Regions from separate parts of the Mus musculus genome. Here all the other regions are linked to region 5. Evidence: chromatin loops called from intact Hi-C (ENCODE). Cell type or tissue: heart. All regions are shown on one strand. Region 1 overlaps Kcnq5 (potassium voltage-gated channel, subfamily Q, member 5). Region 2 overlaps Kcnq5 (potassium voltage-gated channel, subfamily Q, member 5). Region 3 has its middle 150 kb from the start of Kcnq5. Region 4 overlaps Kcnq5 (potassium voltage-gated channel, subfamily Q, member 5). Region 5 holds the start of Kcnq5 (potassium voltage-gated channel, subfamily Q, member 5).

Region 1 (5,000 bases), 430 kb before region 5:
CATGCTCAGAACCCACATCACAGATAGGGAAGAAAAGTACAATATCCCCTTTTGCATTTAGCAGTGTAGATTTGGTTGAACAAGGGAACCATTGACCTGATTTCATCATTTTTAGCAGTTTACACAGCATACTTATGGACTCCTACAGAGATCTAGGAAGGGTCTCAAGAATAATGCAGTATAGCCCTTGCCTTCAGTAGGTGACATTTGATTCATGTGTGTGTGATAAATCCAGGGATCTAATATTAATAACCCACATTTGAATATATTCAGTATTATATCAATTATATTGAAACACAGATCCAACTGTCACATAAACATTAAATAGAATACTGAAAGCCATGCGTGATTACTTTTGCTGCAAGTGGATATTTATCTATGCTCTAATGGGAATTCATTAAATATTTATCTATGTCAACTTACAGAGCATTTAGTTTTCTAGCTTTAAAATGCCCATTTAAACAGAAATTCCCCCAAAGCTAACAAAACCCAAATTATGCAGATATTAAATCTGCAAGGTCACCATTGATAGTTGTATCCAGGCAAGTAGGATGATGGAGAACAGAAGATTACTTTCTGAGAAAGACCTTCAACTATCTGAAGCAGACAGAGAAAGATTAAAAGGCTACTGTGTGTTGATGCATCCATGGCTGGAAAGAGTTATCAAGAGGCAGCAGGCATTTGGGAAAGAACTTTTTTTCTAGCTTGAAGAACAGAAATACATGGGCATTGCCTTTGGAACTGGAATACAACCAACTTTTAATTGGTTTTAAAATCTGGATTGGAACATCCCTACAGTCACCCATGAACTGACTTTATACTGTAAAAGTTGAGGGAATCTTGGCCAACCACCTGCTTTGTGAGTTGTTCTGTTTGGGTTTTTCATGGAAGTCCTTGTTTGGCAAGTAGTTTTGCACCAAGTGATAATCTTCCCTAACCTTGTTTGAGTAGAGAATTCAGAATGAAAAAGACCCCTTCATGTGAGGGTGGGGTGGGGTCAAATGTTCAATGACTTGATCTATGGGATTGTCAGCTGCTGCCTACTTTTCTCCATACCTTTCCAAAAAGAAAAGACGCATATCTTTGTAGATGAGAGAGGTTGGTGTTAGCAGTGCTTGCAGAGGGGGCAACTCTACCCCTGGAAAGCACTGGACTGCTCTCATCATAGGGAGCAGGGTTAAGGGGTGAGATCAAGGATCAACAATTCCTAACTCCCCAAACAAGAGGGTAAACTATCCTGTAAATTAAACCTGACTTTCTCAGCTTGGAAATAATTGGAGTAAACTTTACTCAAGAACTTCCAGCGTTTTGGATCTGAATGTTTGCCCAGCAAGTGAGAAGGGCAAAAGAGCAGGAAAGGCAAATTTAGCTGTCTAATAATAGCTTTGATATGCAGAGTTTTCAGTTTTATGATATGATTTTAAATAATCCTACTGAGAGGTGCCAGGTCTTAACTCCATAGGATTCTACAACATTTTCATCAGGAGACATCATTTCAAATGGAGTCTTAACAGAATGGAGTCCATCCTGGAAGTACAGAAGCTAGGGGCAACACGGAAATGCACTATTTGTTTTGGAACTGTGGGGTGAGGGTGGGAGAAATCCTATTTTAGCCTGTAGAGCTCATGGTCAGATTTAAAATTTCCAGAGCAGAAGCCACACTTGTGCTGTCAATGTATGCTAGAGGGTAAGTGTTTGTAGGAATAATGTATTGATGCCCATTTGAATCATTTGAATATAATCTGGAGGCATACTGCAGAGCTAATCAGCAGAGGCACACATGCATACATACAACAAACACACACACACACACACACACACACACACACACACACAGAGGAAAGGAGGAAGGGAGGGAAAGAGGGAGGGAGGGAGGGAAGGAGGAAAAGAGGGAGAGAGAGAGAGAGAAGGAGAGAGAGAAAGAGAGAGAGAGAGAGAGAGAGAGAGACAGAGAGAGAGAGAGAGAGAGAGAGAGAGAGAGAGAGAGAGAGAGAACAGTACCATAAATTCTGGACTTTGATACTCACCTATTACACAGAATGGTTTTCGAGCAAACCTCAGTCTTCCTTGCCATCCTCTATAACGACAACAGCAACCTGCAGACCAGATTCGAATGATGAACTCCAAGCCAAAGACAACGATCATCACGAACTCCTAAGATATCAGAACAGACATGTCAGCATTATAGAGTAACAACCAACTCTAAGATGCTGTGTGAATATTTCTGAACCTTTAGGGCCTGTGCTTGGCATATCTGGTTGATATGTAAAGAACATCTTTTCTCCACAAAACCAGTATGAAGATTACTGAAGCCCATTTTCTGTATCTTGTCTCCTATTGTAGGGTGTGAGCCTCCTCAAGTCTCCAACAGTGTGAAAGTGTCCATTTTAATAGCAAGCATGCGGGTTGAGTAGGAATGTTTTCTCACTAGGGATATGTAGTATAGCTGGCTTTAGCTTCTTGGTTATATGAAATAAAAAATGAACCCAGAAATACAACAGCAAGCCCTAGAGACATAGAGCTTCATGGTGCTGCAAGGAATGGCATAATCCCTAAACCTTTAAGAGTTGGTCTCAGAGGATAAGAAGTAAGTTTTAGGAGTGTTCAGCTTTTTGTCACCGTGCCAGACTCCTCTTAAAATACAGGCAGTTTCAGAAGAATAACTATGTGTGTGCGTGCATGCCACATACATCCAATGCCTGTCAGAAGTGAGACCTAACCCTTCAGCTCTGAAGCTGGTTAATTATCATGCTGCCCTTTGGCAATGGCTGCCTGGAAAACAACACCTGCTTCAGCAAAATGACTCGGAGATTATTTAGGAAGGGCTGTGAGTTAACCCCAGGGAAAGGCCAAAGATAGCAGCTCTTAAACAGTCAATCACAGAATGAAGAAGGCAGAGGGAATTTGCAAAAGAAAATAATCCTGGAGTAAGTCTTGCAAAGTCATTTGTCTCTATAGGGACAGATCCTCTGTTTATTAAAATTGGCTTGTTTTGAAAAGGGAACTACCTTTCTTGTTTGAAGACAAGGATTGTCCTTATTTATAATATTGATAATTGCATATTATTCAGCTTTATTATAAGGGATAGATTATAAAATTAACTCACATTTTTTATATAAGTTGCCTAATATCGCAGAAGAATAGATTGTAGAAATATCAACATTTCAATCCATTTTACATTAAGGTAAATTTGTTACCAAATTCATGAAAACTAGACTTTTGTACATGTGTTATGCAAACATGTCTTTAGAGCATGCTCTAGTATAAAATGCTCACTTAGCTAAACTTGTGCCCAACAAAGTTTATTAGCAGACCCCACCATTACTCATTCCCAGGGATCCTACTTCTGTCGAGAATTTTGGAAATCCAGTTGTGAGAGATTGTATTGGAACTCCAGTTGTGAGAGATTGTATTGGAACTCCAGTTGTGAGAGATTGTATTGGAACTCCAGTTGTGAGAGATTGTATTGGAACTCCAGTTGTGAGAGATTGTATTGTACAGGATACTCTCCCCACAAATCTTGATGTGTGGCCTCATCCTGCAAACACAGCTATATAATGATGCTATGTCTCAGGTAAACAGATAACACCAATAGATAAAAGAACATTGTTCTTAAGAGAAATGCTAGAGTCACTGCCCCATTTCTATGCCTCAGCGAGGCAGTATAACATATCTATAAGGTCTTTATTTAATTCCCGTTGTTCAGGAATATGGCCATATGCTTTATGATTTTGTTTTGTTTTTAAAAGAGATTAGGAAAAAATGATAGTATATTTTCCTTACAAAGCAAAAACTGGTAGAATTGAGAAGAGTACAAAGAAATATGTGATCATATTTGAGGTATCACCAGCCCCTTTTCTCTGAAGCACTAGATCAGCAAGTCTAATGAATATCTGAATAAGAACAGAAATGGGTTCTAGATAGAGATTTGCATCTCCAATAACCACAACAGAATATGAATTTTTATGTTAAAAACAGCTTGGTGTCATCCTTTACTTCATTTAAAAGTTCAAGAGAGAGCATATAAGCTATCAACAAACTTCAGCATTGTAAAGAATAAAACTGACTCTGTTGTCCAATTATAAGGGAATTTGCTTATAAATCAATAGTAGAAAGACAAGCAAACTCTAAAAATGTAGAAAAGAATTAAAATATACTTTTATGTATTTTATTAATTAAAATCTCAATGAAAATTACAAAAGATAACTGAAAGAGAACGAAAATACAGCCTATCAAAATTTACAGGTAAAACACAGTAGTGAAGAGAACAGAAGAGTAAAATTGGCACAAATAATGCAATATACATTGCAATATACATATATATGTATATATATGAAAGTAATAAAATAAAAAAAAACTAAACAGAAATTTCATGAAATAAAAAGCTGATTTCTATGTAAAAAAGTCAATAAAATTGATAAATCTTTTGTAGGCTGATAGAGACAACCTATCTCAGAAATGTAATAGACGATGTCACCATGGACATGGTGGCTGTGAAATATCAATATGGAGTCTTTATGGATGTAGGTTCTGAAGGTAATGGAATACAATCCCACAGCAAACACCCTATCCTTTGGCTCTTATAAGCTTTCCACCCCATCTTGTGCAGAGATGTTACTCAATCTTAGGTGTAGAAGTGTTTTGTATCTGTAGTATATCTGTACTGTATTTGTAATGTATATGTAAAACATGAGCCCCACAACTCTACGTTGTGATTTGTTGTGGTGTTCTGCAGGGTTTCCATCTGTTGTAAAGAGACATTTTCTTGATGAGCATAAAGGTTATACATCCCTGTAGGTATTAAAACAAACATTTAGAATCTAGTTAGGGATTATGCTGGTTTAGTAAAGGGGTGGTTGTAAGTTCTCCTCCCAGATCCCTGACTTCATTAGTGAGAGGGATGAGACAGGCTGACTCCATGACAGCCTTCAAATCGACAGTCTAGGCAACTAGGCCTAAGAACTGGGCAAGCCCAGGCAAGTCAGTTTGTAGGAAAAACC
Region 2 (5,000 bases), 350 kb before region 5:
TTCCAATTCTGGGATCATTACAATGCACAAAGCTGTCAGGACCCCAGAAGTATTGCCTGCACAATCCAGGGGGAAGAAGCATTATTTTCTGCTTCTTACTAGAGAATGCAGGCTATGCTTTTCTCACTACTTATTACTATTTGGAAGAAAGGAAGAGAAGGTAGATTTACAGCAAAGGAGAGAAGCATTTTTTTTTTTTCTGTAAAGTGCCAGATAGTAAATATTTTAGGCACCGGAGTCAGGTGGACTCTCTTGCAGCCGACCGTTGCTACAACTGGAGTGCAAAAGTAACCACAGGCTGTCAATGAATGAAGTGTATTTTGATAAAACTTTATTTGCAAAAAAGGTGCTGGGAAAGATTTAGTCCAAAAGCTATAGATTGTTGACTTTGGGTTTGGTCTGAATGTTATAAAGTTATACCCTTACCAGAGGAGCAATTGGTATGTTCTGGGACAGGGGAGTTCATGTTCTTTAAGGATGTGGCCCTTGATACATCCACTGTAGTCCAGCGGAAGGTCCTGTGATTATATAGCCACAAACATACTCCATGGGTTTAAGAACAAAGAAGAGGACCTGAAGTTGGGCAGAGAGAGACGCCGGGAGTTGAGTTGGGAGTGAACCAGATCCAAATACACTGTATGAAAATCTCAAGGTTTTAAAATGTCAGCAATGTGATTTCCACTCTGATCTGGCCACACGATGGCAATTCTGCTTCATAATTATTTCGTTCCCCTTGCTTTCTCGTAAGTCCTTCAGAAGGAAAAAAAAACCTTCATCTGGACACTTTCATAATGAAATGTACTATAGATGTAAAGAATAGGGTGGAAATAAAAGGAAATTTCTGAGTTCTCTGTCTCTGTAAATGTAAACATAACAGAAAGTAGATGTGAACAAGTGGAACTGAACGTTCTGAAATGCCTTTTTGAAATAGAAATTAGTTTTGAATTTTTTAATTAGTTCTTTGTGAGGTGTGTGGGTTTGTTTGTTTGTTTTTGACAGGGTTTCTCTGTATAGCCCTGGCTGTCCTGGAACTCACTTTGTAGACCAGACTGGCCTTGAACTCAGAAATCCGCCTGCCTCTGCCTCCCAAGTGCTGGGATTAGGGTTAAAGGCATGCACTACCACTGCCCAGCTTCTTTGTGAGTTTTACACAATGTATTTTCAAAACACTCACCCCTTTGCCCCCAACTCTTCCCAAAGCCTCTTTTCCTGGCCCATGCAACTTCCTGTCCTTTGTTTCTTCTTAATCCTTCAAGCAGTGTGTTCTGCCCAAATAGTCCTGTCTGCATGTCTTCCACTAGAGGATGCCAGCATTACCAGGTACTATACTTTTAGTGAAAACTCCCCTCTCTTCAGCCAGGGGCTGACAATTACCTATAGCTACACTGTTTGGGATGGGGTTATATGCTAAGCTCTTAATATTTTGCAACTGCAGGAACTGGGAAAAAGGTGGTTTGCTTTCTTCATTGCTCCTGCTTTGTCATGTGCATAAAATGAGAGTCAGCTGATCAGAAGGGCATTTGATCTTTGTCTCCTCTGTTTAATGTTGCCTGGTGGAAACCATAATTGGAACAAAAAGCCATAGGAGATTAAGCAGGCACTATTATCTGAAATGGATGTCAGGCAATGTGGGTCTGACTGCAAAAGTCTAAGCTTAAGGAGTTCTCTAGAGCGTGTCTTTTTCACCATGAAGTTTTGGGAAATAAAAATTAACTTTTTCCCTGCAGTTTCAGAGCACTTTCCCCTAAGTATTTGCATCTTTTAAAAAGATTTTCACAAAACTCTTAAATACAGTGAGAAAAAAGTAACTACACATACACAAATTTTATATGTATATAGATACATAAAGCTTTTTAAGCATCTCTGAGAACTCTCAGAAACATTGTCTTTGAGAATGATTCAGAGAATCTCTAAAAATGTATCCTAGACACAAAGGATTTTTTTAAGATCTTTTCTTTAAAGGGGGATTGGTTTCCACAAAAAGAAAAAAAATGAGAAGAAGGTGCAGATTTCCCATGACCTCAAAGTTCAGATTTTTGTTTCATTGAGTATTATAATTTTTTTTTTACTAATTAGAGATTATGTCCTTCAATATGACATGAATTTACTATGGTCAACAATAATGTACGACTGGAAAAATATCACCTGGAGAACATACGTTATGTGTGGTGCCCTATTTGGGCCATTGTGAGTGAATGAATGAGCACATGAGTGGATCGTTTGAGTTTTCAGATTACTTCTTCAGATTTACTTTGCAAGCTAAACTTATTTGTTGGAACCAGCATTAGGTCAGGGATTAGAAGGCATGGAGTCTGCTTCAGCTTCACTGCTCCCTAGCTTAGAACTCTTGGACAAGCGTTTTAGCCCCTTTCAACTTCAATTTCTTCATTAGTAAATATGAAGTCTTGTTCTTGTCATGTACACAGGATTTGATTATGTATGGAAGGCAATGAAAGTACCATGTAAGTATGTCATATTTTGGCCAGAGAATTACAAAGTTTTTGAGAGCAGGCTTGTATCTTACTCCTTCAAATTTAAGAAAATTTCATTGATTATGTACCAGGTACATACATTCTTCACCATGGTTGAGAAAAGACATTTCTCAAAGATCATTTGATGACTTATATCAGCTAAATTTCAAATGGCAAATACTTATTCACTTGTTCCCCAGAAAACTGAAAATGCAAGTCATTGCAAGATTCTATTTCTACATTGTATTTTTGAAAGGAAGACTATAAACTAGCTTCTATGCATGGTAGATTGCCTCTGACTGATGGCAATTTGCAAAGGTAGTGATAATGTTAGGGTTAGAGACTTCTTTGTCAGTAGCCAGAAAGGCAGCTAAGCCATAGACACCAACAGAAAGTCAACAAGACTATTTATACTAAGTCCTTAAAACTCATTAGATATACTTAGTGCCTGCTCCAACAGGTGATTCTCCTCTTTTGAGCAACTGGACTTAGCATTACTGAAAATCTACATAAAAAAACTACTTTGCAATTTTCTGTGTCAATGTGTATGCTCTGTACACATGTGCATATGTAATATACATGGGACAATACAATGCTAAACAGTTACATGTGAAATCATAGATCCCTAACTCATGAAGTTGATAGTTCTTTTGTCCTGCATTCACTGTGTGTGTTTGTGTGTATGTATGTATGTATGTAAATCTTATGATAACTAAGGAAACAAAAATTGTAATTGTACAGGCTTGAATCATAGAGGAGTATTCAAACTAGTAATTCATGCAAGCTTCAAACTTGTCATTATTGATAATCAGAGGTTGTCATTGGGACACATTTACTGTACAAGCCTTAATTTCTTGGATCATTTAGATACTTTAATGTTAATAAAAACAGAAATCAGGATAGGTATTAGGAAAAGGGTGACAGTAGTTAGAATACTCTTTTGTGTAGAATTGAACTCAACACATTGACTTCACTTGCCCTTTAAATTTTGGTGTCTGAGAGTTTGCCAACCAGAGAGTGGATAATTAAACATATGAATAGTCTGTCTGCTAATACCTAGAATGATAGACCAGAAGGATATATGAACAGAGGAGTCACAGAGGGAACTCTGGTTCATGTTTCAGTTGTGACAGGATTCTCCAAACAGAGGGCTCTTCACACAAGGGAGGAGGTATAGTTTCCTATCTAAAGGCTGAGCTAAATAAACTATCAGGTTCAGCTATACAAAACTACCACTACTGACAGCCTGAACCAATTGCATTTCAGCAGTTTCTCATGGTTCAACTTTACATGCTACATAGGTGTTAGTGCTAAAATTTACTATATACAAATGACCAATGCTTATATCCAGCCTAAATTCTATACACACCTTCCCAGGGTACAAAGAATGAGAAGGATGAAAAAAAAGATACTTTTCAAGCTGTTGTTTTAAAAAAATATCTCTGTAGTCTAAAAAGCAATCAACTTGGTCACTTTCAAACCTGAAATTGATTTTGGTGCAGGAGAGATGGCTCAGCAGTTAAGAGCATTTGCTATTCTTGCAGAGCATCCAGGTTCAGTTCCTAGCACCTACATGGTGGTTCCCAAATATGTAACTCTAGTTACAAAAATTCTGACACATGTGGCCTCTTCCCCTGACATTGGACACACAGACACACACACACACACCACCACCACCACCACCACCACCACCATCACCAAAAATTATAAATCTTTAAAAAACTTGTATCTTTCATTTTGGCACAAAAAGTTTAACAACTATCAAGGATAGTTAAAATATGGTTTAAAATAAGTCTTTCAAAACAAGGGTGAGAAAAGTAAACATAAACAATGATCCTTCTTACTGAAAGCAAAGAGCAGTTGGAAACTCCAGGTGGCTATTTTCAGCTCCCACCTCAAAGCCTGCTGTCAGGTATGTCATCATCACATACCAACTGGGTGAGTAGCCAGAGGGAAACATGTCAGCGAGACCACATTGTTTATTCTCATTCCTGTGGCCTGCTGTACTGGAGAAGGAATACAGAGCAGGTGCTGCTCAAGTTTACAGCGTGGGTTGATCTTGGTACTTCAACTTATTTTTGGCTACTTTAGTACCTTTCATCATTTTTGAAAATATTGCACCCATATTTATGTGTGATTATAGAAGCCAGTTTTTTTTTTCTACAGATATCACGACTCAATCTTGAAGGTAAATGCTAATGACTTCTGGGAAAAATTTATTGATTATCAGAATAGGTTCTGATGGTTCTCAAACAAGAATTCAACATTAATAACACAGAGATTCACAACTTGGTCTGGGTTCCTAGAAATCACTGTTTATAGTTTTACCTTGCCCATCTAACTAGTCATCAAGAACAGCAATTTAGGAGCTATAATTACAGTCTCTTTCTCCTTATCCACTGTTCTGCTTAGAGTTGGCTGTACTTCCAATTTTAAACCTTTGCCCTCCTTTGAATCTGTTTTTTTCTCATCAGCTCAGATCATAAACATCTTTCTGTTCTACATGTTCAGCAGATAGAACTTGCTCTC
Region 3 (5,000 bases), 150 kb after region 5:
TGAAAGCAAACAAAGAAACAAAGAAACAAAAACACTCCACATTATTGATCTAATGATGAATAGTGCTGATAAGGATGAATAATAAGTTTTCCATAGATACACTCGGGATTGTCTAGCTCTCATTCATCATACTACGATGAAATGTATAGTGTTTGTTATGCCAGCCTAGTAATTCTCTCCATTTAGCTAATGAAGAGACAGAAATCTGAAAGTTTAAGTGACTCGGGAAGTTAAACTATTATAAACCACTGATGATTTAGTTTGAAATCATACCACATGCTCCAGAGTTGTCTTTCTGACCCTGCATGCAAGCTGTAGCAGCAAGGTGTCCTCTGACATGCTCACATGCTACAGCATACATACTCCCTTTGTAGCAGCCACTAAGTGCTTTTCCTTTTAAAGTTGTGAAAACCCAGTTGTCCTATTTCTCTTTGGTATCCCTACTGAATGTGAATTTAAGAAAATGATAGGTCTAATGACCCAATATCCAGCTGGAGAAATGGCTCAGTAATTAAGAGCACTGTCTGCTCTTCTAGATGTCCTGAATTCAACTCCCAGCAACCATGTGGTGGATCAGAACCATCTGTATTGGGATTCGATGCCCTCTTCTGATGTCTGAAGAGAGCAACAGTGTGCTCATATGCATAAGCTAAGGTCCTTCAAGTACCTCATAATGCATTAGTTAAAATTCTTTCTCTGGGTTCCAGAATCACCAAACACAAATTTTACTAAATAAGAACTACAATTTCTGCTCCTTCAGAAAGGGGTTAGCTTATTTTTGTTATTGGTTATGTGTTTGAGTGTCTGTGTGGGGGTATGTAGATATGCTTACAGTTTCTCATGGACGGTATCAGTTCTTCTAGAGCTAGAGTTCCATGTGTCTGCAAGATGCCTAATATGGGTACTGGGAATCAAACTCAGATCCACTGGAAGAACAGCAAGGACTTTTAACCACTGAGCCATCTCTTCTCTGCCACCAATAGGAGACACTTTTTTTTTAAAGCTTGAATAGTAATACATAGAATAGTAATACAGAGTTTGGAAACTCTGGTTTATGAAAACTGCCCTCTGAGGCTCCATGACAACGAATGGCTTCCTCTCTTTTTTAATTTACCACTGTCTTCGGTGGGCATATAGAGTTGAGTCTAGGATGGCTTTTCAAAATCTTTACCATAATGCAGCACTATACATTTGAAAAATCGCATCTTAAACAAATCATTTGATGCAAGCCCTTGAATCTTTCCTTGTTACATTTGCTAGGATTGTCCTAAGGTTCTACAAAATAAAGTTCTTATTAAAATTTCTTGTAAGCAACTCCATATAGATGATAGATAGATAAATAGATAGATGGATAGATGATAGATAGATAGATAGATAGATAGATAGATAGGCAGATAGATGACAGATAGGTAGAGATAGAGATATTAGATATAGATATATAAATATAGATTAGATATAGATATGACATGATTTAGTTTCAATTACATTGGATGGAAAGCACCATAAACACCCCAGCTCTAACATATTATTACTTCAGAACAGATGTTTCCATGACAATTTATAAAAACTTGATTACATTTTAATTTGGTAACAAGATGTGGCAATGAGCTATAATGAAAGCTGACATTCGTGGCTTTATTACTACAATGCTTGGTGATGTTGGTGATGTCATTATTGTTCCTGTAGATAATTGCATCTTGACGTTTGCTTTTGAAATCTTTGTGGCATTTTGTTTTCAATTAAAATGTTTTAAATTATTTAAGTAAATGGAAGCCAAGCTTTGTGTGTTCTTTACTAAAACAGTCAGATTTTAAACTAAAGCTAACTTTTAAAATTCTTACTAGAAAGGACTAAAAGCATTTATTGTTAGTACACGGTAGCAGGTATAGGCAATAGTTAATTTCTCACTGAAGACTTCCTTTCACAGAATCCAGTCTCATTGACGTGGCTCTGATTTCTGTGTTGGTTGTACACGACAGTACAAGAACTTGGCTATTTCCTTGATAAGATGTAAAGGATAGTAAAATATCAGACATCAGTGATTATTCCTTCAGTTTGGGGAGTGAACAGCCTTTGTTAACACGAGGCTTTAATTTGCATTTAATTAGTAACATTAATATCTTAAGTGAAATGACTACATACAATTAATTCAGTAAAATGCTTACGCATGCTGTAGTGTAAAAGTGCAAGGCTTTTCTATTCCCTCCCTTGTACCAGAATACTGACACAGAGACCTATAATATTTATTATTAAACTTCAACTACTATAGCTGGAGAGAGATGCATCTATTCTTAGCCAACTATGCTGCCTACTACCCAGCCATGTGCCCTGTTACCTGCCATTTTAATCTCGCCCAGGCCTCGTACTTCATCTGTCCTCATGGGGACTCCATCATGGTCACAACCCCATGGCCACTCTCTCACAATCTCTTGATTCACTTTACCCCGGACCCCCTCATTGGAATTGGAAGTCTTGTCTTAATTCTTCTCCCTAGCTATAGAAAGATCAGGTTTTTCTTAACCAATTAGAAGTGATGGAGAACAATGTTTCACAAAATACTGTCAGGAAATGGTTCTTTATAATGATGATACCAAAATTTAAACTGTACCCAGATCTCTGGGTACAAAAATGAGCATTCAAATACACAGTATACAAAAATATCCCCAACATCATAGATTTGTTGTTGTTGTTGTTGTTGTTGTTGTGTTGCTATTGCCTGCTGCTGCTGTTAGACAAGATCTTACTTTGTATCCTGGACATGTTTTCAGCTCTCTGTGTAACCAAGGCTGCCTTCCATATCAAATTGATCCTCCTGTTCAATCTTCCCAGTGAACTTCACTGAGCCACTATGGTCTGATGAAATTTTCATCATTTAACAAATAAGGTTTCAAAGTATATTGGCTTCTGTTGCTTATGATCTTGGGCTTGCTTCTTACTATATGGTTATCTCTGGGGTTAGCTATCCTGGGTGTCTCTATCTGGGGCTTGGTTCCTATGTCCTCGGGTTGCAGCAGATCTCCAATATACTTTGACACCATCAGAACTCAGCTCTCCCACCACAGCAAGCTCTGGATACCCCCGAGACACCTGAAAAGCGTGTTGCTGACCTAAACTCCCATCTCATGAAGATAATAGAGATCTTTAAGGAGGATATATAGGTTCATTTTTCTTTTCTGAAATAGCGTGGTGACACTTTTTTCTTTAATTATGTCTTGCTCTGTAACCCAGACTGGCCTCACACTCATGATGCTGCTTCAGCTTCCTGCCCAAGTCCTGGGGTTACAAGCATGCAAAACCATGCTCATTGTGACATGTGGCCTTTAAGCATTAATAGCCACACACTAGGGCCTGGAGATATGGTTCAGTGATTAAGAGCACTGCTGCTCTTCCAGAGATCTGAGTTCAATTTCCAGGAATCATATAGTTGCTCACCATCTGCAATGGGATCCCATGCCCTCTTCTGGTGTGTCTGAAGACAGCAGCAATAAACTCATATACATAAAACAAAGAAATAAATCTTAAACAAAAACAAAAAACACTAACAGCTTGAATCATTACAACATTAGCAATATATTTATTTCTTAATTCATTCGCTCATTTTGGTATTGATAGGGAACAAATCCACTGCTTTAGGCATGTGTTCTACCATAAGGCTGTATTCCCAGCCTCCCAGTGTCTTTCATAGGTATTATATATCTTGACTCCATTCAGGGTTCTATTCTCATAAGATCTGGGATTGTTCCTCACAGTTAGCCAGAATCCTTTCCCTCAAAATTGAACTTATTGATTTTAACATTACTCCCTTATGTCAAACAAAATTTATCTCATAGTCAAACACCATTATTTTCCTCCTTATAAGAATAGAGAATAGGAAGGAAGGTATATGTAAAAAATATGCTATGGAAAAAACTGCACTAAAACAGGATTCATAAGTGCAATCATGCTGCCATATATAAAATAATATTAATTTTGTTTTTGCAAAAATTTACTAAGCATTGGTGTGTGTGTGTGTGTGTGTGTGTGTGTGTGTGTGTGTATGAAAGGTTGAAGGCATGCATATTCCATTACTTTTGTGTGGAGGTCAGAGAACATGTTTGTGGAGTCAGCTCTCTCTCTCTTTTAACCTTCATTTGAATTCCAGGAATTAAACTCAGGTTGCCAAGTTTGCTGGGCACTGAGCCTTTATCCACTGAGCCAACTTGCTGGTGCAAACCATCATTGTGTTAATCTGCCTGGCTTTGTTTACCTGGGTAAAGTGATGATATGTCTGTTTAAAAACACAGTAAAACATTGAAAGTGTTTTCCATTTCTTCCCACGTTAAAGGAAACTGCTAAAAGCACTGGTTGCTTATGAAGTTAGGCTGTAGCAGTTGGGCTACACTGGTAGTACTCAGAGGGGAAAAGGAAAGATTGATGAATTGAAGTCAGGATGAGTGGATTCATGTAGCACCATGTCTAAAGACTGCCCTACGCAACAGCATTAGCAAACAGGAAACCATCAGTGGCAGATCAATCAAACACAATGACTTATTTTTACATTAGGAGAAGATGATTGTTATGTTGGGTAACAAAGCAGAAATCATATCTGGGTGCTGTAGTACAAAGCTGTACTCTCAGATTATCTAAAGGCTGGAGGCAACAGCATATGTCTATGGGTTCAAGACCAGCCTGGGAAACATAATTAGACATTGATCAGAACAAAACAAAACAGAAAGAAGCCAGAATGTTACGATAAAGATATGAGAAAATGTAAGAGGTCTGAATTCACAGTTGTATGTTTGAGTTTCAGAGTTACATTGTACAACTCTTGCGTACAGTTATTTGGTTAAGTTGTCATGAGTTCAGTGAGTAGGGAGCAGACATATCTGCCAAGAGAACTCCTGTGGCTTAGGCTGGGTTTACAGAGAGAGAGTCCAAGTGGTCAAATGGAATTTTCTACTGATTAGAATCCACCAGGTGTCTTTTGTTTTACAGTACTTAAAGGGTTCTGGAAAGCCTTT
Region 4 (5,000 bases), 130 kb before region 5:
GTATTGCCTCAGTCAAAAGTCTGATGGAGCAATATTGTAGTCCTGGCTCTCTGAAGCCAGAGTGAGATTTGCAACTTGGAGGAGAATCTTAGCTATGTAGTAAGGTCTTGTCTGCAAAAACAAACAAAAATAAGGCCAAGGAAACAAAGGAAAAAGATTGCTTATGCGTATGCATGTGTGCTAGACCATACATGGAGGTGAGGTGATGATCCTACAGGCATCCCTCAGCTGCTGTTCTCCTTGTTTTACAAGCTAAGATCTCTCACTGGAATAAAGCTCACCAAGTAGTTTAGCCTTCCAGTGAGTGTTAGGGATCCACCTGTCTCTGTCTTCCTAGTGCTGGGATTATAATCAGGCACCATCCCTCCTGCTGTATTTTGTACATGGGTCCCAGAAATCAAACAAACTCAGATGTTCATCCTCATAAGAAGCACATTTCCAACAGACCTCTTTCTCCAGCTATAAAAATATTCCTTCAAAGAAAATTCACCTGAATAGTCTGGGAACAAAGTAGATCTAAACTTGGGTCTGCCTACAACTAAGACATGATGTTTTTAAACTGTTCCTCCCTGCCCCATCTCCTTTGTGTGAGTGTGTGTGTGTGTGTGTGTGTGCATGCACACGTGCACATATATATTTTTGAGTGGGTACTACATGCAAGTCAGAGGAAAACCTGGCCTTCTACCCTGTTAGTTTCTGATCTTCACAGCTGCATGAACCAGTCTAGCTGGCTTGTGAGCCTCCAGAGATTTATCTTATCTTTGTCTCCTGTCTTGCTGTATAAGCACCAAAATTATGGACATGAACACTCATGCTGGCTTTTATGTAAATTGGAGATTCGAACTTGGGTCTGCCAGTTTTCACGGCAATTATTTTACCCACTGAGCTATCTATTTTTAGATTTATAAGAACTAAAAAGTAGAGTAAGGGATGCATTTCTTGGCTATTGCCCTAACAGAGCTGTAGCAGTGAGCCACATATGGGACCCATAACCTGTCCTCCATGGGCCTCACTGAGAAAACAAAGACTCAAACAAACAGAAATTTTAAAAAGAAAATTTAAAATACAATGTGGAAACATGAGGTTTTCTTACTCTAGGTTTGTTTCTGAATAAGCAGCATACTGGGATAGCTTCTTTTTTTTTTTTTTTTTTTTGAGCTGTCACATATTAGTGCTTTGCAACTCAATTTTATTTAAAGACATAATTGCTATAAAATTTAAAAAAAAGTTGCAGTTGCTGCTGAAAAATTATCTTTAGGAACTATGAGTAAAATAACTAACTATGCAAGGAAACGAACTGAAGAAAACTCATTATCCTTTAATTATAGAATTACAAAAGTATGACTCTAACCTTCCAAATTTGCTATGTATAGGATGATTACATGTGACCCATATGGAAGACTTTGCAGCCTGTTAAAGAGCACATTGATAAGCTAATTATTATAATGTAGCTTAGAAAACACACTTCTAAGAAGAATACAAACGGGCAAAATAAATGGAAGAATTAACACTTTACTTTTAAAATTAGCATTATTAAATCAATTTAATTCCATACTAAAACTATTTGCAAAACAATTTGCAATTTTATTCTATTCTTCAATTTTACCATTAAAAATGTTAAAATTGTTATTCTGGCATTTGTTAAATCACAATCATAAGATTCTCCAAGAATCTTATACAACAATAATGTATATCTCAATAATGAAATATACAACAGCAATTATTTTAGTTCTTAATTAAGTTTTTGAAATTTTACCTGTAATTTAAAGTAAGAAAAATTAGACTGCTCAAAAGTAAACATCACACAGTTAAATTCCATTTGGATCTTACAGCCTTTAATTCTCTTAGCTCCCAAGGACTTAATAAACACACCCAAAAGAGGTACTACCTTCAAAAAGACCAATGCAAAGAACTGTGATATGCATGGTAGACAAATACTCAGTGCTGATAATATAAAAAGCAAAAATTTGGTTGTAGACTAGAGTCGACCACCAGCACAAACAGGCAACATGAAGCAAGTTGCCACAGGCTCCTCTTTCCCTAAAACGTTTCTAGCAAAGCATTTGAAGCACGCACAGACTGCTGATAAACACAGTGCCTTTGTGGTTTACTCTATATGTTTCTACATTAGAAATATCGGGCAGGAGCCATTTGACCGATAGGAACTGGGAAAAAAATTAACATCTGCCCTTTGTAGTCCTCAGGGTTTCCATGGGAATTCTGTCTATATTAGCTTTGGCAGAGGATGGTAGCTATTTTTAGAGGATCTGAAAGTAACTACGAATGCCTTTCACTTTTGTTTCAAAGCTGAGCTGTTGATTGGCCCCTCACCTCACACACACTAATAGACAGACTTCTGAGAACTGTATTTGGCTTTGCATGGATTCGACTCAAAATAACAAGCTGAGTCACCAACTCCTTTCCCACATGGTTTGGGTGCTGATAGGACTGTCCTTTTAATTAGCTGTAATTGTTCCTAAGACTTTACCCAGGAGGCCTTGCTCCACCATCTCTTCGACATAAATGTGGAATGCTAATGGATCTCTTCCCCTAGAGCCTTGCCCGGTACTTCCTGAATGGGTGCACTTGGTTTATTAATGAAAGTTACCAACTACAGGCCAAGCCCAGCAGTGCACATTGTCATCGCTGAGAGAAAGCATGGCACTGGCACTGGGAAAGCAGCTGCCTCCTCTGTTCGTTTATGAACTCATTCTCTCAAGACCTCTGCGTTACGCTGGGGCTCAAGTGCTGAGTGCTTCTGTATGTTCTGTTCAGTAATATCTGTACCTTCTGTCCAACTTCTCCTCGTTTCTTCTCATATTATATGCCGGAGATTCCCCACCGTAGAACAAGGAAAAGGGAGGCTAGAGAAGGCCTGTGTGCCTGTGTATGTGAAGTAATATTCCTTTGTCTCTCCTATAAGGAGCCAAGTATTCTACTAATAGGAATTAATCAGCTATTTCAGTTTGACTGACATATTTAAGGGTTACATTTCACTGAATTTTAAATACTGTGTGTAGTTATGTCCAGTTATCTGGTCTCTCTCGTGGAGGGCATCCATCTCTTAAGCAGTAGATGAGTAACACAGGAATAATGATATTTTCATTTAAACCATGATATTTTGCACCTGCGGGAGAGATGGGCTGGGATTAAACCATGTAAATTAGAAAGCCTGACTATCTATACACTGATATAACACAGTCCTCTAGGTATGCATTCATGTGATCTGGGAATGGATGCCTCTTCTAGAGACCAGTGTCCTGCGGTATTCTACATGATCCATAGTGGAACCTAAGTTTTTAAAAAACACTAAACAGGCAGATGTAGTATGAAGCTGAACTAATAATATATAGCCCTCCTTAACCATAACTGAACCCATCTCGAATTGAGCATTCCTTTTTCCACCAAAATAACCATTTAGTGATAATGTGAATGACAGAGAGACAGAGAGCAGAAAGAATGAAACTGATGTCCTAAAATGTATGGACCATAGTCTGTGCAGCTAGACCTCGTCCCTTTAGCTTCAAGGAAGAATGTCTGCACGGAGGTCATTTCTCTCCGAAGGTATTGGATTTCATGCAGCTAGAGGTGTTTCTCATTAATTAGTGTCTGGTTGGACAAACAAGGTTCTAATTTGAAATAGGAAAAACTGTGGTGTCTATATTTTACTTTGGTTTTAGGGTGTTTTGTCTAACATAAAGTTCTCGAAGGCCAAAGGTCTCTTCTCCTCACTTTCTAGCTTAAATGACTGTGTTCATAATTATTCACTGAGATTTCTGTCTATTTTCCTTGGTTTTAATTATTATATCTTCTAACTGATACTAAAGTCAGATAAAGCAAGTTAGAAGGAATGCCAAGCTAGACTTGACCCAGGCATGCCTTCTTACTATAGACACCAGGTTATTATATTTTTAAAATGATAAAACTATCTATAGATAAATAAAAATAAATAACATAATATATAACATAAATAAATGGGCAGTCAAAGGTTAGGACAGACACTTAATAAAATAAAGAAGAACTGAAAATCAGGATCAGTAACAAAATTACTTATAAAAATAACAAATTGAATTAAATAAAATGTAAGATTATATAGTATTATCAAGTTGGCTCTTAACTCTTAATGTAGAGTTTAACAGGTGGAAATATAGAAGCATAATAACGAAGCATGGAATATAATAAAGTGAAAACTCATGTGATTATTTTATTAAAGGCAGAGAAAGAACTTGGTAAAATTAAACACTGCTTTACAGTAGAAGTCTTGAAATTAAAGTACAGAAATACCATACAAGTGCATGATAAAACCTTTGCATGCCAAACTAATAGCCAATAAAATACAAAGTTAAATAAAGCTTTAATGCTTACAAAAAGGAGAGAAAAATGTCTATTCTCACAACTCCTTTTCAGTATAATAGGAATTTTAGCTAAATCAATTAAAGGGAAACTAATAAATGCACAGAGATAAATCTAATTTATTCCCATTTACAGATTATATGATTCTCTACTTAGAAAAACTGAAAGACCATTTAAACTGGTAGATGAGTTAATTAAGGTAGCAGGAAACAAAATCAACACATAAAAATCAACAGCTTTTCAGGGTTGTCTACTCTGCATTGGACAACTCAGAACAACACTCATCCTTGGGAGAGGCTAATTCTCTCAGAAGTCACTAGAAGCCGTATTTTGGCTAGAGGTGGGATCCAGTGAAAATTCTATCTTCCATATGTCCACCGTACTTGCATACATTCTATGTTTGTCTGTCTGTCTGTCTGTCTTTCTCACTCACATACATACACACACACACACACACACACACAGGCACACACACACAGACACACAGACACACACACTATGTTTAGCAAAATTATAAGTAGCTTCTGCTTGTTCTTAGAAATATTAAAGTAGGTGTTAGAACCCTTTGTGCAGCCTCCACTACCCCATCCCACACACAAACTTGCCACCTCCTCTTCCAGGGTCTAACCAGCGTTACTGATGTGCCA
Region 5 (5,000 bases):
GCAACAGTGTCAAGCTTCCTCTGAACCCATACCATGTACTTTACCCAAATAAAAAATACTATATTACATCATATTTAAAACTCAAAGCCATGAATATTTTGAGCATGTCTAAAAATATCATCATCCATACTGTGCACATTTACAGCAAATTAAGCCTCAGCATTCCTTTTTAAAAATGTATATTATAGTCTGACAGTCAAAATAATTTATTAGATCATTAAATACTAAATTAATTGTATATCAACCCAAGGAGATGAGCTTAACAAGTGTCATGGGTGTCTATCATTAATTACATTCAAATATTTATGACTCTTTCATCAGCAAAGGATAGACCTTATATTTTGAGTGTAATGACGCTAGACAGAATACAACATTCCCTATGTGTGCCTTGCAAACACATGAAGCTGGCTGGAATAGGTCACCTAAGCTTACATGCTCACAACAATCTGCAACTGTAAAAATTCCCAGACACTGGGGCCCCAGAGTGCAGACTCCACCAGTTTCCTGAGTTCTACCTGGTCACATTTCAGGTTCACCTATTTATAAAAGCAGCTCCTTCTCTCCTGATATTATGATTTTTTTTTTTTTAACTTTCCTGGGTTTGTGCCAATTCTTCATTCCACATAAGGGAGAAGTATAGGACGGCATGCCTCATTTCTGAAAGGTCTTTTTGGTCTGTTCCAAACATATCTTAACCAAGTAAGAAACAAGGAATCAATCAGTATGTGCCTGCAGCTTTCTCTGGAGGTCTTCTAAGGCTAATATGTTTGTACTTCATCTTAACATAAAGAAGGAGGGGGCAGAGACGGGGCAAGAAGAGGCGGGGCTTCCTCTAAAAAGATTAAATTAGACAGGGTGTATAGACATGAAAACAACCTTAAGTTGTCGTCCAGATTCACCTAACTCTAACAGGAGATTGAATGAATGGACGTCGGGCAAAACAGTAGTAAACTTCAAAGCCACGGAAAGCTTTCTAATGCCTAAGGGAAAAATAAACATTTGCTTCCAACCATTTTCTCATTTTCATTCTCGCATACTCTGCTAGATGGTGAGGGCTTAGTCAACACACACACACACACACACACACACACACACACACACACACACACACACACTTTATCTCGGCGCCATAAGTGTCAACTAAACACACTGCTTGCTTCAGGTCACAGCTGGCCCCTGTGCATTTCCACTACAGCACCTCTGGCCATGTTCCTGAACCCCAGTTCTCCACTTTCAGCTGGCACTGCCTGCCACAGAGCTTGGGTAGCCCTCTAGACTCTGACCACCTCTATGTGGCAATGACTACTACGTGCACTGACAGATTTTCCGTTGATGACAGCTGTGATGGTGGCCAGGCGTGTTTCCGGGCGCGCTTACAACCTAGTCTCTCTCTCTCTCCATCACGTAGCAGCTTCCTCTGCTTGACCCCAGAGCTGACTGTGGACCCACTCTTAACCTTCTCCTCGCCACTCCATCCCACCCGGTCATGCCCTCCCAGTCTCTCCAGTCTCGGGATGGTGCACAACCTCCCGGAGCTATCCCCAGCTCCTGGGCGCCCCACTCAGTTAACTTTCCGCATATCAGGACCTAATCGCTCCCGATTATCTGAGTCGCCTAAGTCCGGCTTCTGCCTTCAATCACCCAGGTACCTGGAACTGACCCGTTAGTCCCTTGGGTGCTTTGGGGCAAAAGGGCTCTATGTGAACCAGAGCGAGAGGTGGGACGAGAGAGATTGAGGGCTCCAGAGGGCCGATGGCAACACGTGCAAAGAAATAAAAACCACCACGTGTGTGTAGCTCTGCGTGTGAGCGCGCACGCGTTTCCGCGCCTAAGGCCAGGGCGCGGGCGCCAAGTGCGCCCCGGGGCTCCCCAACAGAGGGCATGGCTAGGGGCACACGGGGTCGGAAGTGGGGGCGCGGGTACTCACACGAACGCGTGGTAGACGAACGCCCAGCCGCGGGGTCGCTCCAGCACGTTGTACAGATAGTTCTGCACCCGCCGGTACTTGACGTTGCGCCGACAGCTCTGGCTGCTGGTGTAGGAGAGCGGCTTCCCCAGCAGGCTCATTCGGGCCCCCTGCTTGCCCCGGCGGCTCTCTCTCAAGCCGCCGCCGCCTCCGCCGAGCGCCGCCGCGCGGGTGCCGAGCAACAGCAGGCCGTCGCCCCTGGCGGCCGCCGAGTTCAGCAGCACCCTGCCGCGGCCGGACTCCACATCCTTCATGCCGCTGCCCGGGCGCCCCCCACCCGCGCCTGCCGCCGCCGCCGCGCCGCTCCTCACCCAGAGCCCGGCGGCACCGCCCTCCTCTCCTCCCGCGTGGTGGCGGGGCATGGCATCACCACGGGCACCGCGAGGGGGGCGCTGGCGCCTGCGGCGGGGGCAGCGGCTTCATGTGCGCGGGCAGGTCTGCAGGAGGAAACCCGCAGCCGACGGGGCGCCCCGGGGGGGCGGACTAGCCTAGAGTCGGGGCTCCGGGCGGGGGCGGCGGGGTGTGCGGAGCAGGCCCGGGGAGGTCCGGATTTCTGCCGCTTCCAATTCCAAATCCGGACCTGTTGGGGGCGTCACTTTGTGAGGTGTCCCTCGCTTTCCTTTAGTCTGGTGGCTGCCACTCCCTCCTCCCCGAGGAGTGTCGGCACACGGGACTGAGGGTGTGCGGGATGCCCGGAGGCACGCTCGCACGCGTGCACACCCAGCAGGGTTCGAGTCTGTCTGTCCCCTGCACCCCGGCAGAATACCGGCTTGACCCTAAGTCGGTCTCCCAGGATGAGTTTGGTTCGGTTCTTCCTGGGACTCGGAGCTGTCCGGAGGGCGAAGTCTGCCTCTTGAATAAACTGGACGAGCGGGTCTCTGGGCTTCTCCCGCTGCTATGCCGCGCCTGGTCCTGCCATCCTCGGGTGATGGGTGTGGGCAGGAAAGGTTCTGTCCTACCCTCCAGGTTTTGGCTAGCCTAGGAGCGAGCCAGCGGGGGCTAAGCTTCTGGCAGTGGCGCTTGGGTTCCCGCGCTGGGGACCAGCCCACCGCAGTTCAATGGACACACCCGGAGAGAGCCAGGCAGGGACCCAGCAGCTTCCCGCGACTCAATCCAGCCTGCAGGCTGTGACTTTCCATCCTAGCCTCAGACAACAAGCCTGCGAGTCGCAGAACATCCTTCCCATCCCCAGGGGTGGGGTGTGGGGAGGGCGTAAAACTCCAAAGTAGCTCCTTCGTGGTGAGGGAGCTCCTCCTGACAGAGCAGCCTGGGAAAAGGAGCCCACTTCTCTCCTTCCAGAAATTTCCATGTAAGTGAAAGAAAGTCATAAAACTGCTTAAATCTCCGCCGCGACTGTGGCGTCCCCAGGGAGTTCGAGAGGGATCATGGAGGATAGTGAGTCCAGGACCTGCCTCTCAGACAGGATGCTGTAACTTACAATGTTAGAGAAAAGGGAACCACTGACTGCATCCCCCACCACCTCTGGAAAATGGGCGCCCCAAAGCCCATCTCTTCTCTTGGATGAGAGTGAGATTATGGTGCTGCTGGCTCAGAACTCCGCCTTTCAAAAATATTGTTAGCAATTAAACAACAGATTCAGCGATGGGGAAACTGAGAGGACACCAGGATTGGGAACTCCTTCTAATAGAGCAGCCTTCCTCCCAAATATTTAAAAAAAAAAAAGTAATAATCGCCAAGTTCAACTGAACTATGCTTTCAACACAAAGTCATGGTAGTCAGTAGCAAAGTGGCCATCCCTGAGCCTTTTTTCACTTCCATGAATACCAGCCAACACTAAGGCAAAAATCTTATCTTGGTTGTCTCACCCATAGCAGATAATACTCTACCAACACACCCACACATACACCCCGTGCATACACCCACGCCCACAGACAGCTGCTTTCTACAGTCAGAACGTCAGCTAAGAGTTTTACTTTTATTTTTATCGTTATTGTTTTGTGAAGACCTCTTCCTGGTTCTTACTCAGCAAGACCTTGTTTCCCTTCAAACCTCTGGGCAGTAGGCACTACTAACCCCTAGCGCTGTGCAGCTGGCAGCAGTACCACGTGTGAGCCAAGCATCAACACTCAGAGTCACTCCTGCTTTCCTCTAATACACTTCACACCCACACACCGTGGAGGTGCTAGAGAGGTTGCTCCGTGCCCTGCTATTCAAGGCAGATGCAAAGAGAATGTCCTGGAATAAGCTCTCCAATCCTAGAGCTGCGTGGAGACCCCTGGCTGAAGGTGGGAGCTGAGGTGGGGGGTAGTTCGGTGCAGCTATATTTAGACTCCCCGTGGAGTTTCTGTGCAGGGACTTTCAGGGTGAAAGATGTAGAGACTTAAAATGACTCGTGCACACGCTGTCGGCATGAAAAAAAAATCCTAGCTTTGCTGAAAATAAGAAAATGAAAAGGCCACTTCCCCTTTAAAGGAAGCTGTTTTCTTTGCTGCAAACTTCAACTGAGATTAGATCACCTTTGCCTCACTCTGGGGCCTGGCCCCACACACAGGCAGGAAATCTCTTTAAGGCAGGACTCAAGAGCGTGTTTCCCCTTCTGAAAGGCCCAGGAACTCAGCTGCTTAATGTCCAAATGATGGTTTCCTAGGATGCAGGGATCATACCAGGGAAGCTATGATGTCTATTTCGAAAATGTTAATAAACCCGGGTGGGAAGGTGGCAAGGACATCTGCAATTAGTAAGGGTTATAGACGTCTAAGACATTTGTAACTATCTTTTTTGAGTGCCATCCACTTAATCACAAACCCAGAGAAGGGGGCTTGTCTGTGTATTCACAGACAGGATGGGCCACTAGGAACCCAGCATCCTGACTCCCAGTTGGAGTACCCATTCTGCTGTTGGTGCAAACCCTAGGGGATCATCCTGCTTGTTCAATCCCAGAAAGGAAAGTCTAAGAGACTCTGTTCATACCTGTTCCTAGGCCTTGATCTGTGCCATGTTTTCCTTGTAACCCAGTGACTTCTCTAGATAGGCAAAAGTCAACTTTGAGGAAAAGAAAGTGTTTGTAATTAAG

Evidence for each region. Hi-C counts contacts between places; a loop is a spot of excess contacts. Peaks named below come from ENCODE experiments on the same cell type or tissue, not always from the same donor. Only the 100,000 strongest peaks of a DNase experiment are listed, where the experiment ranks them.
Region 1: a loop joins it to region 5, with 2.1 times the contacts of the local background. A loop is called at or near these places in 3 of 42 quality-filtered maps.
Region 2: a loop joins it to region 5, with 3 times the contacts of the local background. A loop is called at or near these places in 5 of 42 quality-filtered maps.
Region 3: it touches region 5 in a loop (2.0-fold over the local background); 2 of 42 quality-filtered maps call a loop at or near these places.
Region 4: a loop joins it to region 5, with 2.1 times the contacts of the local background. A loop is called at or near these places in 4 of 42 quality-filtered maps.

What each region holds. Positions count from the first base shown.
Region 1 is chr1:21,533,034-21,538,033 of GRCm38, forward strand. Kcnq5 (potassium voltage-gated channel, subfamily Q, member 5) reads right to left here. Exons shown (of 14, transcript NM_023872.3): 3 at 2,028-2,154. Among named protein-coding and RNA genes, the nearest start is that of Khdc1b, 150 kb to the left of the region's middle. In heart, no CTCF peak of the experiment used is centred here; no DNase peak of the experiment used is centred here.
Region 2 is chr1:21,609,715-21,614,714 of GRCm38, forward strand. The region is part of intron 1 of Kcnq5 (potassium voltage-gated channel, subfamily Q, member 5); the gene reads right to left. Among named protein-coding and RNA genes, the nearest start is that of Khdc1b, 230 kb to the left of the region's middle. In heart, no CTCF peak of the experiment used is centred here; no DNase peak of the experiment used is centred here; H3K27ac peaks cover 1,408 bases.
Region 3 is chr1:22,112,502-22,117,501 of GRCm38, forward strand. No RefSeq gene overlaps it. Among named protein-coding and RNA genes, the nearest start is that of Kcnq5, 150 kb to the left of the region's middle. In heart, no CTCF peak of the experiment used is centred here; no DNase peak of the experiment used is centred here.
Region 4 is chr1:21,827,763-21,832,762 of GRCm38, forward strand. All of the region lies in intron 1 of Kcnq5 (potassium voltage-gated channel, subfamily Q, member 5), which reads right to left. Among named protein-coding and RNA genes, the nearest start is that of Kcnq5, 130 kb to the right of the region's middle. In heart, a CTCF peak has its summit at 2,594; no DNase peak of the experiment used is centred here; H3K4me3 peaks cover 760 bases; H3K27ac peaks cover 1,553 bases.
Region 5 is chr1:21,959,254-21,964,253 of GRCm38, forward strand. It overlaps Kcnq5 (potassium voltage-gated channel, subfamily Q, member 5), which reads right to left and starts at 2,689. Exons shown (of 14, transcript NM_023872.3): 1 at 1,928-2,689. The coding sequence starts at 2,328. In heart, a CTCF peak has its summit at 2,161; DNase peaks (open chromatin) are centred at 2,238 and 3,078; H3K4me3 peaks cover 4,307 bases; H3K27ac peaks cover 4,568 bases.